2 separate regions of the Mus musculus genome follow, and region 2 is linked to region 1. Evidence: chromatin contacts called from ENCODE Hi-C or POLR2A ChIA-PET data. All regions are on one chromosome and are shown on one strand. Each heading gives the region's core, a stretch centred on a gene start or an enhancer-like site at or near the end of the contact. The rest is flanking DNA. Distances are from core to core; before and after follow the strand shown.

Evidence for each region. A loop is a pair of places that touch in the nucleus more often than their neighbours do. ChIA-PET counts read pairs that join two places held with the same protein, here RNA polymerase II (POLR2A).
Region 2: POLR2A ChIA-PET joins it to region 1 with 22 read pairs in embryonic stem cell. The contact joins the promoter of Tigd3 here to the promoter of Neat1 in region 1. A Hi-C loop is called at or near these places in 3 of 37 maps with a recorded cell type or tissue (T-helper 17 cell, gastrocnemius and v-Abl transformed pro-B cells). POLR2A ChIA-PET finds 5 or more read pairs at or near these places in 4 of 5 experiments (Patski and embryonic stem cell).

What each region holds. Positions count from the first base shown.
Region 1 is chr19:5,841,331-5,848,747 of GRCm38, reverse strand. It overlaps Neat1 (nuclear paraspeckle assembly transcript 1 (non-protein coding)), which reads left to right and starts at 3,270. Exons shown (of 1, transcript NR_131212.1): 1 at 3,270-7,417.
Region 2 is chr19:5,889,536-5,896,952 of GRCm38, reverse strand. It overlaps Tigd3 (tigger transposable element derived 3), which reads left to right and starts at 2,825. Exons shown (of 2, transcript NM_001362045.1): 1 at 2,825-2,983; 2 at 3,836-5,815. The coding sequence starts at 3,853. The coding sequence ends at 5,265. It overlaps Dpf2 (D4, zinc and double PHD fingers family 2), which reads left to right. Exons shown (of 11, transcript NM_011262.5): 11 at 1-437.

The DNA of each region.
Region 1 (7,417 bases), core at 2,021-4,520:
GACACCCCCTCAAATCCCTTCTGCTTACATCTGGTCCTCAGAGCACCCTCCGACCCGCCGCCGCCGCCACCACCCCAGTCCTCGGGCTCACATGCACTGCAGCAGAGCTGAGCTCCTTGTTTGAGTCAGTCCACAAATATTTACCAAGAGCCCGCAGGATTCAGAGTGACCTTTAGAAAATATAAGCTGAAGTCATCCACGCTGGTGCCCACGTCTTGCCAGAGCTGTGGGCTCAGAGATCTAGGACACACTAGACAGAAACCCTGCCCCCACAAATCAAGTTGGGGGAGGGATGGGACAGACTGACTTATTGCTAGAGCTCCCTTGAGAGGTGACTTTGCAGCCCTGGCCTACAAGAGCTTATGATTGTAGGGAGACAGGGAGCCACTGGGTGAGATCTGTTTTCATAAAAAGAGTTCACTTCCAGATTTTTGCAACAGTGGGGGAAGGGTGAGAGATGGGCCCCTTCCCACCAGAAGAGCCTGGCAAATTTGGGGCAGGGCTTCTTTATCGGTTCCAGCTCCTGCCAGGGCAGTGAGTGCGGATGGGAAGGCTTCCTGCCAATGCGCAGTGACTGTGCAGTTTCCTGACCCGCATGTCTCAGGGCTCAGTGTGAAGGAGCCCGGGCAGAGGGGCCTCTGGCACCAGGAGAAGCACAAGGGAACCTAAAAACACTACAGCCTAGAAACTGGATCCATGGAGGATGGGGGCTGGAGTTCCAGAATATTCTCTTGTGGTAGCAATACTGGCATGGCCCTGCCTTTAGGGCACTTCGTCCCTTCTCTCTATTCCAAGAGATTTTGTAGGAAATTCTGAGTCTGCCTGGGTCTGGAAACAACAGGGCTGAGCTGACTTCCAAAGAAGATGAGGCCAGTGGGGGGCTGCCAGGTCCCTGAGAAAGAAATTGGAGCGTGCTCCCCCTTTAATCGGACATCACAAAGAGAACCCCATTTTGCTCTTTGCCCTCCATCCCAGAATCCCATAGCTGGGAAGGGGCATGCCTTAGAAACCAGGCAGGCTCCTCTGGCTGTCACCCCTCAGCCCCACCCACAGACCTGTTTACCACAATCTCCTGGAACAGCTTTTTTGATTGGGGGAGTTGCTGCTCTGCCCTAGTCCTTCAGTGGGATGGAGGTCCTCTGTGTGAAGGAAGAAACTCTGGGTATGTCCACCAGCGAAGGGTGGGCACAGCCTCGGCCCTAAGGCCTCCTCACCTCTCCCCTCAAATACATTGTTTCCAAAGAAAACTGTCCTTGAAGGCCAGGAGCCTCTGACACTGCCATCTTGCCCTTGAGAACTGGAGACAGTCCCTGGGCTGCTGCAGACTTGTGAGCACACAAATGCTTCATCTGTGCGTGACCAGGCGACCTAGCTTTACACAGCCCTAGGCTTGGTGTGTTACCAATTAACCCTGTTCCTACTAATTCAAAAAAAAAAAAGTCTCAAAAGCTGTTCCTGGGACTGAAGAATAATATGAAGGGAAATTGAAGGTGGTTGAACAATTGCCTAAGCACCTCAAAGTCAGAAAAGACTGACTCCACAGGCTAGGCCCGCCACAGGGAGCCCCTCCCTCCCTCCTGCTTTCATAGCCGCCTCCTGGCATTCTAGAACATTTTAACAAGCAACTCCCTGTTCTTGCAGGCAGTCACCGCCACCCACCACCGACACTTGGAACTGATGCCAGGCGGACATAGTGGTAATGTAATCCCAGCACTAAAAAGGTTGAGGCAGGAGGATGAGCCAAGAAGTACAGGCCAGTATGAGACAAAATGAGACCCTTTCTGGAATTAAAAAGAAAGAAAGATAAATAAAAGGCTGATTAGGTTAGCCCTTGGAGAAGGGTGAGGCGCAGGAATCTACGTGGCATAAGAACCGGTGAGCAAGCCAGCACTTGCCACATAATCACCCTCTGTGCTGGTCACATGAGAGAGAGAGTCACCAGTTTTCCGGGAACGGGAGGGTGCAGTCTAGGCCGGGCCTTGCTTGCAGATTCCATATGCTAGAGGCCGGAAAACAACCCCCTCCTTCCCTCCTCCGGGTTGCTAAGGGAGCCTGTTGTCACTGGGTGGTTTTGTTTGTAGAGTGGGTGTCGAGCCTGGGAGGAGACTTCCGGGCAGTTAATTCTGCCAGCTGCCTTTTTCATTCTGCGTGCTTGAACCAGCTTTTTTATTTTGGGGAGTATGGGGGGGGGGGGATGTGGAGGCAGGTGGCAGAAGAGCTGAGTAGATGCTTCATGGCGGGGTGGGGTGGGGGTGGGGGGTTGTCAGACTGTCCGAGCTCCTCACTGACATGGGCGGTGACAATTCCCCTTTTCAAAACCCTCACTAAGCCCTTGTTTGTGGACAACGTTTGCTTTTGGACCTGTGCTGGACCCCACCCCAAGTAGACAGCCAGCCTGGCTCCCCCAGTGGTCATTAAACCCACGCCTTGAACTCCACCATACACTGTCGCAGAGAAATGCAGCTTAAAAATATTTTTTCTCACTATACCACACCCAAAAGCAAAAATGTTTTCTAAAATCACTTAACTGTACTGGGCGCTCTTCAACCATAAACATTACATACACACATTCATTCTATATGCATGTGTACCATACAAAAGTCTTGCTTTATCATAGCTTGCAACCACCTTTCCCGCAATTTAATTAACCTTAGACGCAATTAAGCATTCCACCCAAGCTGCTGGGATAGTTCTTCCCCACCCCCACCCTGCTGCTGCCCGCACTGACGTCACCCTGCGAGCAGGCGGCGGCAACGCCCGAGAAGTCACGCGCCCGGTCCCGCCCCAACCCCCCCACCCCTACCGCCTGACGCGCCACCGCAGAGATCCCTCCGCCACCGAGTGGAATTTTCCAGGCTTTCTGCCGGCCCTACTTTCGGACCTCGTCGGGGCGTGGTGACCTGAGGCGACCCGTGTACTTTTCCTTCAGCGCTGACATTCGGTGTGACCCTCTTCCCCAACAGCTGACCCTACCCTTCAGCAGCAAAGGGGACTTACTTATCCCCGGTGGTGTTCACCGCCCAAATATCATCTTTGGATATGCCCTTCATCCTGTGACGCACCGCTAGGAGCAGAAAAGGATCATTGAGCAATCTGAGGGAGTGGCGGTTGACGGAGGCCATGACCCGCCCCTCGTGGGCTCCTTTGGCTCTGTGGCTAGGTCGGGGAGGAACTTTTTTTTAAGTGCCCGTGGAGGAATCGTTCCGTTTAGCAGTGTTTGGGTGACGCGACACAAGAGTATAAAAGCAAAAGTTGTAACCTCCACCTGTAGGAGTTAGTGACAAGGAGGGCTCGCTCTTGGGGCTAGTGGTGGGGAGGCAGTGGCCAGTTCAGGGCTCAGATGAGAGAGGTGGCAGAATTAGAGGCAGCCACTAGGATGGGGGTGCGAGGAGAAGCGGGGCTAAGTATAAAGGAGACTAGATTTTGGGACAGTGGACGTGTGGAAGGCAGCTTCCAAAGCGCCTTTAACAATCCACAAAGAACCAGCAGCTTTCAAGACCAGGCTATCCCTGCTGTCTGCTGGCACTTGACGTCCAGGAGGGCACAAGTTTCACAGGCCTACATGGGGGCAGTGTCCTAACTTGAGTGGCAGAGCAGCAGTTGATGGAGACGGGTGGACTGGGGGCCCTTGAAGGCCCCGGAAATCATAGAGGACAGGCAGTGGGGCAGGACTAGGTGCGTAGTGGAGGTCGCCTTTGATCTTGACAAAACCAGCAGACCCCTTTTTTTCCAGATAAGGGGTTGTGAACCCACCTGGGGATGAGGCCTGGTCTTATGGAAGGTGGACTTAGCTTCGCTGGGCGGACAGCTCTGGCCCAGGGTGGTATGTAATTTGGGTGTGGCCTGTCTGCACCCACTTCGGGGTGCGAGGGGAGGCCGGAGGAGGCTGCAGAGACAAGTTGTTTTTACTGTCAGGTCTGCCAGGCGGGGACCATGGAGATTGAAGGCGCAAGTCTTGGGGCCACATTAATCACAACTTTATTTTTCAGATAGCAGTGCCCTCTCTGGACTTTGCCTAGGTTCCGTGCTTCCTCTTCTGTGGTCTCACTCTTCCCTACTCTTGCCCCTCACTCTGAGGTTAAGGGGTCACTTAAAACCTTGCCCCTGGGTCGTCCGGTAAGCCTGTGGAGGATGTAGAGTCGGTGCTGGAGTCTTGGGCACGGCATTTTGGTAAAGGTGGAGGACACCCTGACTGGGCGGGGAGGGATGGTGTTGATTCACAGAGGGCGGGACGTGAGTGTGGACCCTGGGGTGGGCTCACAGCCATGTTTCCGGTCACCCAAATGCTTCATGGACGTGGTTTATCACTATAGTGTTCACCATGGCAAGCAGATGGCACCAGGAGATATGGAGCCCCTGCCAGTGTGAGTCGTAGCAGTGCAGGAGGGCTCACCCTGGAGGAGACAGCGGCCTCGGTTGACGCCTACACAGTGAATTCCAGAGGCTTAGGAAGCGCGTCCCTGCCCTGGGTCCAGGCCTTTCTCAGGAAGCCCTGTGCTCAGGAGGCCATCGTTGAAGTCAGCTTGTAGGGGGTGGGCAGGTGCTTCCAGCCGGAGGGGCCGTCGGCTGTGAATGTTCCAGATGAATGTCTTGTTCTGGGAGCATCATTCTTTGCGGATGCATGAATGGCAGCAGGCACCCTTTTTCATGGGGGTAGAGGCGTTCGACTGCTGCATCTTCTAAACAAGCCTCCATCCAGCCTTTGTAGTTCTGTGCTGCGAACTTGGCCTCGAGAAGATTGCGTAAGGTGTAGGACACTTTAACGTCTGCGCAGCGTGCTGCACTGTAGATCGGGACCCCAGTGACCTCGCCCACCTTCCCTGCTTCTGCAGCCTGCCTGCCTCTGCATTGGTCAGAGGGATTCTTAACTGAAAACTTGTGGGTGTTGGGGAAAGCTGTTGGGTTGTAAATGACTGGTGTGGAGGAATCTTCCTTAGATGGAGCTGGTTGTAAAATGGGTAGGGTTTGTGGTTTAACAGTGGGAAGGCGCAAGTTAGCCACAAATTCTGCCGACTTGGTAGATGCCGTATCTAATTTGGGCTTTGGGACGTCTTCTGGACTAAAAGGGATCCGTGGGCCCGAAGTGGTCCCTGGGAATGGTCTCTCCCAGGGTGTGGATTTGATACTGGGTGGTTGAGTGGCAACAGTGGTTCTGGCCCCTTTTGTTCATTAGCTTTTATGACTTAGGGCCTGGCTGTGTATACCAGGCTGGCCTGGGTTCACAGCCCTGCTCAGATGACAGTGTCCTGAAACAATGGCCTTCCAAGGTGAAACCTGAGTTATGGATCAAGCTTGGGAATAATACTTTTGGCACCAGATATGGGACTTGTGGGAGAAAGCAGGGCTCAGCTTGGCATTGGTGGGTTGAAGGAGTCGGGGTGCGGGTGAGGATTGTGCCTGGAACCGTGGGTTGATGGGAATAACAGTTTGGGAACTAAATAGTTCACATGAAAATCTAAAGGCTGATGGTAAATCCCTGCAGGTGGCACTACTTTGAGATGCAGTTGCTTGGAAAATACCAAAATCCTACAAGGGGAAGAGCAAAATTGTTTTGCTTCACTGTTGAATGGGGAAGGGTGACATTGAAAAGCTTTTCTTAGTTGCTCAATAGATGGTTGTCACTACCCTGACCTAGGCAGGCCACAGGGGTGGAGCCTGGTGGGGGGAAGCTGATTGCCAAGAAGTGAAGCTGGGGAGGGGCTTGTAAACGCCTCCCGTTGTGGGCTCTGAAACCATAGTATGGGGAGGTTGGCAGACTCTTCTGGGTCTCTATTGAAATTCTGTCATACTGTGTGATTAAGAATTCCAATGCTGCTATCTAAAGGAATTTCATATGGGAGTCATGCCTTATACAACACATACAGGAATTTAATGTGTGAGCCATGCCTTCAAAACACATCTTGAATTTCTGGAATTGGCCAGAAGACAACAGGGTTTGCTTATTTAACCTTTCAAATCAGTCATTGTGACAAGGGGACAGGGTCTTGCGCTTGCTATGAGATCATTGTGATGCTTGTAGAAACCTCATGAGTGCTTTGCCACTGAATACATCCATTGTGGGTTTGGCTTGAATGGTGCTTAAAAACCATCCCTGAGCAGAGGGGAAGCTGTTAAACTGTCAGTCAAAGCAGTTTGGGAAATAAAAGAGACTGGGCCCTGGGTCATCTTACTAGATAACACTTTGTAAAAATTGGTTCTGAAAACCCTGTTTATTTGCATATTTGTGAAAACCCTGTATATGTGGTTGTTTTGTGAGTGTGCTTAAAAGTGGTGTGACCAGGGCAAGATCGCTCATTGGAACAGCTGTGTGGAATGGGGAAATGTGAAGAAAGCTGTAACTGCAGGTTGGTCGCACACGCTTCTCTGTACTAAAGTGTTCAGTGTACAAACCCACTAACCATTTTCCTCCCCTTTACAGCAAAATAAAGGTTTGAGATTGAAGCTTCTTAGAATTGTCATGGCTGTTACATTCTCGACCTCTGTCACTTTGCCTTCATATAGTTAGGCCTAGATGCACTGCACCATGGAAGCAGTTAGAGCAGGTCTGGTCTGAGCAGCTTGTCAACTCTCTGGGAGGGAAGGGCTGCTCACTGTGAGCTGACAATGGCTGCAGACATGACACTGAGTCATGGGATAATGGCACTGCAGGTAAGGGAGTATTCTGAACATGATCTAGAACATTCCCAGGTTGTATTCCAAATAGTATGGTTTTTTAGTTTGGGGAAAATGTCTTAATATGGTATGAGCTTTTCATATTTTCACTCTTAAAAGCTGGTGTGGGCTTGAGATTTCAGTCTGTACATGCAATTCTGTCTGCCTGAGGAGCTGGGCTTTGGCTATTTTTGGTTTTTTTTTTTTTTTTTTGGTACATGACTAAGGTTTTTTACCATGGGAAGGGTGTGGTCAGAAGCCCTGGGAATCCAGGAAGTGGGCCACGCCTTGTAAACAGTCCTGGGTAATGGTAGCTAATCCATTGTAGGAGCCAACCTGCCCTGAATTTAGTTGAGTGGTGTGTCATTAAAGCTGGAAATGTTACTACTTAGACAGATTGTGAGCTTAGAACTCTGCCAGCCTCTGCTAGGACTGGAGCCTGCTTGCTGAGAGCAGAGGGTAGCCTGTGGCTCTGTATGGAACTGTTGTCTTGAACTGGAGTAGGTAGGAGACCAAGCAGAGGGTGGGAAGTGTCTTACTCTTCCCTGAGAGCCGCCAGGCTGGCTGTGTTCTCAGCTCCTGTGTATTGTATTGTTCTTTTTCTCGGTCAGTCTGTCAGTGACCTCTCTCTTGTGCTGAGAAGTCAGAATGGGGTGTACCAGGAGTGCTGTCGAGGCTTCTGGGACTCCAAGGGTTAAGTGCTACTACAGCACATGAGGGGGTTTCCCTTCACCCACTTTTTTTTTTCTTTTTACTTATTTTGGTA
Region 2 (7,417 bases), core at 1,576-4,075, 49 kb before region 1:
GCAGCAGAGGAGAGGATGCTCGTTGTTCTTGCAGAGGGCCAAGTTTGGTTCCCAGCACTCAAATCCGGTGGCTCACAACCACCTGTAGCTCCAGCTCCAGGAGCTGGGGAGGTCAACTGTGCTCCTGCAAACACCCACCTGCCCACTCATCTTCATCCATCTACAAACCTACCAGTGTCATCGTAGAACAAAAGAAGCCGAGAGGAGAGTAACCTCAGATCCTGTCATCTGATGAACCTTTTCATTGCCTGTCGGATTGCTAAGCCAAAGCAGAGTTGCAAAGCCAGAATTGTCCACAGTGCAGGGTGTCATGTGCAGACCGTGAGTGAGTTTATATCCAGCCAGATTAGTACTTGGATGTTATATAGTGGATCTTGTATAGCTCACTTGGTATGTATTAACATTTTAACTTTTTTCTTTTAAAGATTTATTTATTTTATGTATGAGTGCTCTGTCTGCATGTACACCTGCATGCCAGAAGATGGCATTAGATTACATCTATGGATGGTTGTGAACCAGTATGGTTGCTAGGACCTCTGGAAGAGCACCCAGTGCTCTTTACCTCTAAGCCATCTCTCCAGCCCAAATATTAACATCTTAAAAACATGAGCTTGGCCATGGAGGCACAGGCCTTTAGACCTAGCACTCAGGAGTCAAGGCTAGGCTGGTGTACAGAGCAAGTTCCAGGACAGCCAGGCTAAATATGGAGACTTTTTTTTTTTTAGATCTGTTTGTTTGTTTGTTTGTTTGTTTGTTTCGAGACAGGGTTTCTCTGTTGTAGCCCTGGCTCTCCTGGAACTCACTCTGTAGACCAAGCTGGCCTCAAACTCAGAAATCCTCCTGCCTCTGCCTCCCAAGTGCTGGGATTAAAGGTGTGGGCCACCACGCCCGGTTATTTTTAAAATTTTATTTATATGAGTAAACAGTAGCTGTCTTCAGACATACCAGAAGAGGGCATTGGGTTCCATTTCAGATGTTTGTAGGCCACCATGTGGTTGCTGGGAATTGAACTCAGAACCTCTGGAAGAGCAGTCAGTGTTCTTAACTGCTGAGCCATAGCTCCAGCCTCAGAAAACCCTGTTTTAAGAAAAAGTATTTGAGTATATGCATGTTAGTGCAGAGGCAGGATGAGAGGGTATCAGATCCCCTAGAGCTGAAATTACAAGCAGTTTTGAGTCACTGAACATTGGTCTTTGTGGGTTTTGTTTTGTTTTGAAGAAATATTTTGCCTGCATATAAGTCTGTGTACCAAGTATCCAAGATAGCCTGGAGCTGGAGTTAAAGGTGGTTTTGAGGGGCTGGGAATACAATCCAAGACCTTTAGAAGAGCAGACAGTGCTCTTCACCATCTCTTCAGCTCCTGAACTCTGGTCTCCTGTTTAAACTGCTAAACTATGTCACCAGCCCCACTTTGAGATTCTAAACAACTGGGAGATGGCTCAGCTAGTTAAAGCACTTTTCCCTTCTCTTCTCTTCTCTTCTCTTCTCTTCTCTTCTCTTCTCTTCTCTTCTCTCTTTTTTCCCCATTCATTTATTTATTGGCATCGTACCCCTGTCCAAGACAAGCACTTTGACTGTGAACCTGACCACCTGAATTTTGTCCCTGCATCCCAGATAAGGAGCTGGATGATGTGTGTTATTCCAGCACTCTTTTTTTTAAATTTATTTATTATATGTAAGTACACTGCAGCTATCTTCAGACACACCAGTCAGATCTCCTTAAGGATGGTTGTGAGCCACCATGTGGTTGCTGGGACTTGTACTCAGGACCTTCAGAAGAGCAGTCGGGTGCTCTTACCCGCTGAGCCATCTCACCAGCCCTTATTCCAGCACTCTTAGAGGGACATGGAAGTCAGAGACAGAATCTGCAGGAAGCTTAACATCCAACTGGGAGTATGCTACACAGCAAAGCCCTGCCTCAACAAGGAAGGGAACCCCTCCCAAACCTCTCTAGCTAAATACTTATATATCGACTGAAGTGTGCTCAGATTTTCCTAGAGCACCCTGAGGTCACTGTTGCCAGAGAAAGCTGAGCCCTGGCCTGCTACTGCACAGAGTTGTCTGGACTATGCACTGCCTGTTCTGCTATGTAGGCCAGGAGTACAGGGAGTCAGGCACTAATCCTTAGCAACTGAGTAGTCTTGAGGGCCAAAAAAGAAATGTGCAGATGAGACCACTAAAATAGATTTAAGAGAAAATATTTGGTTCGCAGGAGACGACACTTGGAGAGACTGACAGCATCCAGTGGTAAATGGATAGGCTCAAAACCTATGAAAAAGTGGGGTCCTGGCTGTTTAGGGGCAGGGAGGGCTAAGTTATCTACACCTAGTTACAAAGGAGGGAAGTGACTAACAGGAATTTAGATCTTGCCGTGACCCACCAAAACTGGTTAAAAAAAAAAATGTCCTTTCTTGCCACCGGTGTATTTTGTAGGCCGTTGGCAAGACCAGAGGCCAGCGCTGTCCATGGTAACTCTTTTGTGACTAAAAGCTTACATTCATTCATTTTCTCCTTTCATCTTGTTTCCAAAACAAATCCTGGAGGGCCGGTATCCCAGTTAGGTACCACGTAGGGATGGGGTCGAAATCACCTGGGTGGCTGTCAAGGCACGCCGGCTGGTCGACAAGTGATAGGCACTAAGGCCGGTTCTTCCCGCCAGACCCCTCCACTCAGGAAGCTCCTCCTCCGGAGGGCTGACAAACCGCCACTTCCACAGCATCCAATCAGATGTAACTGGAGGCGGGACAAGTTGCCGCTGATGGCTAATCAGTTTGTTAGGGCGGGGCTGCGGAGGGGCCGCGACGAGGTTTTCCCAGCCTTGAGAGACCCGGGTGAGGGCTGTGCGCGCTCTGCGCGCGCCCGCTCCAGAGCAGCCTCTCGGCGCGCTCTGTCCTCGGGTCGCGGCGCCCGTCACTCTCTGGTTCTGCTGAGGCCCAGGAACCTGGCTGGGGCAGGGACTGGAGGCGCGGGACGGCGCCTGGAGGTGGGTGCGGAGCGGGAGGCCCTGTAGCCGGGTGGGCGGGCGGGCTGGGGTCGACGCCTGTGTCCGTCCAGCCGACTGACGAGGGGTCAACTCAGCGAACCAGGGCGCAGAGCCCAGCGCTCGAGCCGCCTGCTTCCTGGCCGGTGCTCCCTTCTCTCTGATATCACTCCAGGCTATCACTGGGCAGAGGACACTTCTTCCCTTTTGCCCTCATCCTCCTCACCCTGTCTCCCTTTGTCGTCTTGGCATCTTCACTCTCCTGGTTGAACCGTTGGGTAGCTTTACCACCCCGCCTTGCCAGCGCCGAATTGTACTAGCGCCTTCAGACACCATCCATCTGGCTTTGTCATCTGTACCATCTCACCTGTTCATCTCGACTCTGTCCGTTCAGTCTACCACCTGCCTTCAGCCATCAAAATTCAACCTAGGTCCTCCTCCTCCTCATCTCCTCTCAGGGGACTCCTCCCTGGCACCCTGAATGTCCCCTACACCTGCCCCGCTCAGCCTCAGCCCCAGGCCTCTCCTTGTTTTTGCTCCTTTGTTGTCCCTGCAGCTGTCTCCTGGTTGTCTTTACAGCTGTGCTTTAGCCTCTATTCATCCTTCCACCCCATCAATACCAAACCCCAGCCCAGAATTCTCTCCACTTCGGACCAGAAACACTCGACTCTGCCAGCTCTCTTCTGGGTCTAGCCCTCTCCTCCCACAGCCTGGCCATCTCATGTCTCTTTCAGCTGGCCTGGTCTCCTCCAGCTTTCTGCATTCCAGAGAATTGCTCTGGCTTCAGGGGTCCCGACCTCTTCTGTTCTTCTTGCTCTCAGCCATTGGCACGCTCTCCTACTTTTCTTCCCCCAGCAGCTTCCCAGGGAGTCATGGAGCTGAACACCAAGAAGAAGCTTCACGCCCTGTCCCTGGCTGAGAAGATCCAGGTGCTGGAACTCTTGGATGAGTCTAAGATGTCCCAGTCAGAGGTGGCCCGGCGCTTCCAGGTCTCACAGCCCCAGATCTCACGGATCTGCAAGAATAAGGAGAAGCTGTTGGCAGACTGGTGCAGTGGCACAGCCAACCACGAGCGGAAGCGGAAGCGTGAATCCAAATACAGTGGGATCGATGAGGCTCTACTGTGCTGGTACCACATTGCCCGAGCCAAGGCCTGGGATGTAACGGGGCCCATGTTGCTCCACAAGGCCAAGGAACTGGCCGATATCATGGGCCAGGATTTCGTGCCTAGCATTGGCTGGCTGGTCCGCTGGAAACGTCGAAACAATGTGGGCTTTGGGACTCGCCAGGTCCTTGTCCCTCTGTTCCCTCCTGAAGCTCCTCCTGCAGTTCTCCCATCTCAGGCCCAGCCACCTCTTTCTCTTAAAGACTTCTCACCAGAAGATGTTTTTGGCTGTGCTGAAGTACCCTTGTTGTATCGCGCGGTGCCTGGCAGAGTGTTTGAATGTGATCGGTTGCAAGTACTGTTATGTGCCAACAGCAGAGGCACAGAAAAGCGAAGGGTATTTGTGGGTGGGCTCCAGGCGGCCCCAAGATGCTTCTTTGGGGTGAGCAGTGAGGCACTGCCTACCTCTTATCACCCTGACCTAGCCATTCCCTGGTCAGAGTGGCTGGCACAGTTTGACCAGGACATGGGACAGCAGGGCCGACAGGTAGCCTTGCTACTGGCTTCTGGAGTGGTAGAGGAATGGGCCAGCCTTCCTGGACTCCATCACGTTCGACTCCTGCCTCTCTCTGCCTCCAGCACCACTCCTTCCCTGCCTGGCTCTGTGATTTTGGCCTTTAAGGCCCATTACCGTCACCGTCTACTGAGCAAACTGGCTGCCATGCAGAGTGGGAAAGAGGGCACCTCCCTGGCGGAGGCCAGGGCTAGCATCACAGTTTTGGATGCTCTGCACATGGTGGCCGCAGCTTGGGCCAAGGTACCTCGCCAGCTCATTTTGAGCAGCTTTGTTCAAGAAGGGCTCGCTCCGGGCAAAACACCACTGTCCCTGGACAAAGACACTGAGATGTCACCAGTCCCTAGTGGGCTGAGCCAAGAGGAGTTTTCTCACTTTGTGGACCTGGAGGATGAGGACCCAGGGCCTAGAGTGTGCAAAGAGGAGACGGGTACTGAAGACAGTGGGAGGGAAGAAGATGGCTTTGAGCCCCTGCCCACCAAAGCCGATGCCCTGCAGGCACTGTGCACCCTGAGGAGGTGGCTTGAATGCAACAGTGCCTCTCCAGAACTCTTTGAGAAATTCTATGACTGTGAGGTGGAGGTGGAGCAGCTCTGCTGTCTGTGAGGAGGCATAGCTGCCTATTAGTCTCCCTCTCCTGTTTCCCATGGAAACGCCTCTCCAGAGACAGACTGGCTCTTTCCTGTGGAAATAGTATGTGGAGGGTGTAGAAGGGAAGGAAGTTGGAACACAAAGTCTAAGGTCAGAGTAAAAGTTGTTCAGGCCTAGAGTTTCTACGGATGGGGCCTCAAGAGTGGAAAGCTGGGCTGTGTAGCTTCTAGGCCCTGGAGAAACTTCTAGAGCTTTGTGGAGAGTTAGTCTAAATAGGGTAGAACCTAGAAAGGTGGACCGACTTCCTTTTTTTGTTTTTTGTTTTTTTTTTTTCTTTGAGACAGGGTTTCTCTGTGTAGCCCTGGCTTTCCTGGAACTCACTTTGTAGACCAGGCTGGCCTTGAACTCAGAAACCCGCCTGCCTCTGCCTCCCAAGTGCTGGGATTAAAGGTGTGCACCACCATCGCACAGCATGGACAGACTTCCTAACAGTGGCCCCATTCCTTGAATTTTTGTGTCAAAACCAATTCTGCTTCAGGAAATAAAGTTTTTAGCCACAAAGTCAGGATGTGGAGGACCTTTCTTCCTTCCTTCCTTCCTTCCTTCCTTTCTTTCTTTCTGGAATGTAATCTTGTATAGCCTGGGTTGACCTTGAACTTGCCCTATGACTGAAGATGATTTTGCACGTCTGCTTGCCTTCCCCTCTAGGGCCAGGATTATGGGGGTTTATGTGATACTCTGTATTAAACTTTTTTTTTTAAGATTTATTTATTTATTATATGTAAGTACACTGTAGCTGTCTTCAGACACTCCAGAAGAGGGCGTCAGATCTTGTTACAGATGGTTGTGAGCCACCATGTGGTTGCTGGGATTTGAACTCCGGACCTTTGGAAGAGCAGCTGGGTGCTCTTACCCACTGAGCCATCTCACCAGCCCTCTGTATTAAACTTAACCCAGGGCTTTGAGCATACTGAGCTAGTGCTATGCCTACTGAGTTTCCCCCCCCCCCCCCCGCCTCCTCAAAGCATGGCTTACATGAGAGAAGGGTGAAGTCTTTCTATCAGGAAGAACCCTTCATACACGGACCGTGCTTACAAGAAGAAAACTTGAAGAAAGGTCTCAGGGCGACTCAGACCTTTGCAGTTCTTACCACTTCAGCATCAGACTGTGTGGTGTAGTGGCCAGCAGCAGGGCAGGGCAGGACAGGACAGGGCAATGAGCTCTGGAATAATCATTCATTCACTACACTTTTCATCCATTTATTCATTTTACCACAGTTCCTTTTATCATGATATCCTATGTGGCAAGATTGCAAAGGTGACATCCCTGCAAAGCAGGACCAGAAAGCAATGACAGGCAAGTGCAGAATGCTTTGGCCCTACAAAGCCCAGTGAAACCCAGTAGAGGTGAGCTGGTTTTGCTGTTGTTTGTATGGTGATAGCGTTCTGGTTTTGAGACAGGATCTCACTATGTAGAGCAGGCTGGCCTTAAATTCTTGGAGTTCCACCTGCTTCTACCTTCTGAGTGCTGGGATTAAAGGTGTGTGCCATCGGGGCTGGAGAGATGGCTCAGTGGTTAAGAGCACTGACTGCTCTTCCAGAGGTCCTCAGTTCAAATCCTAGCAACCACATGGTGGCTCACAACCATCCGTAATAATATCTGATGCCCTCTTCTGGTGTGTCTGAGGACAGCTACAGTGTACTTACATATAATAAATAAATCCTTAAAAAAAAAATTGTGTATGCCACCATGCCCAACCTTGGTTTTCTTTTTAATTTTTATTTATTATTTATGTGGGGTGGGGGAAGCACACACACGTGCACACTTGCTACCATGCACAAATGTAGGTCAGAAGACAGCTTTGTGGACTTGGCTCTCTCCTTTCTCCTCTATGTGGGTTCTGGGAATCAAACTCAGGTCTCCAGGTTTTTGTGGGAAGCGCTTTTACCTGCTGAGCTGTCTCACCAGCCTGTGATGAGTTTTGATATTGGAGCCCTGAATAGAGAGAAAAGTGGAAAGGATAGCAAACCAAAGGAAGTAAGCATGGGCCAACTGGGGGTGAGGGAGCACCCCTGGGTGTGGCATATGTGGAGGTGAGATGTTCTGAGATCCCCCCAGTAAATTGGACATAGTAACCCTGTGTTAGCAGTGGTTAGCTGTAGGTGTT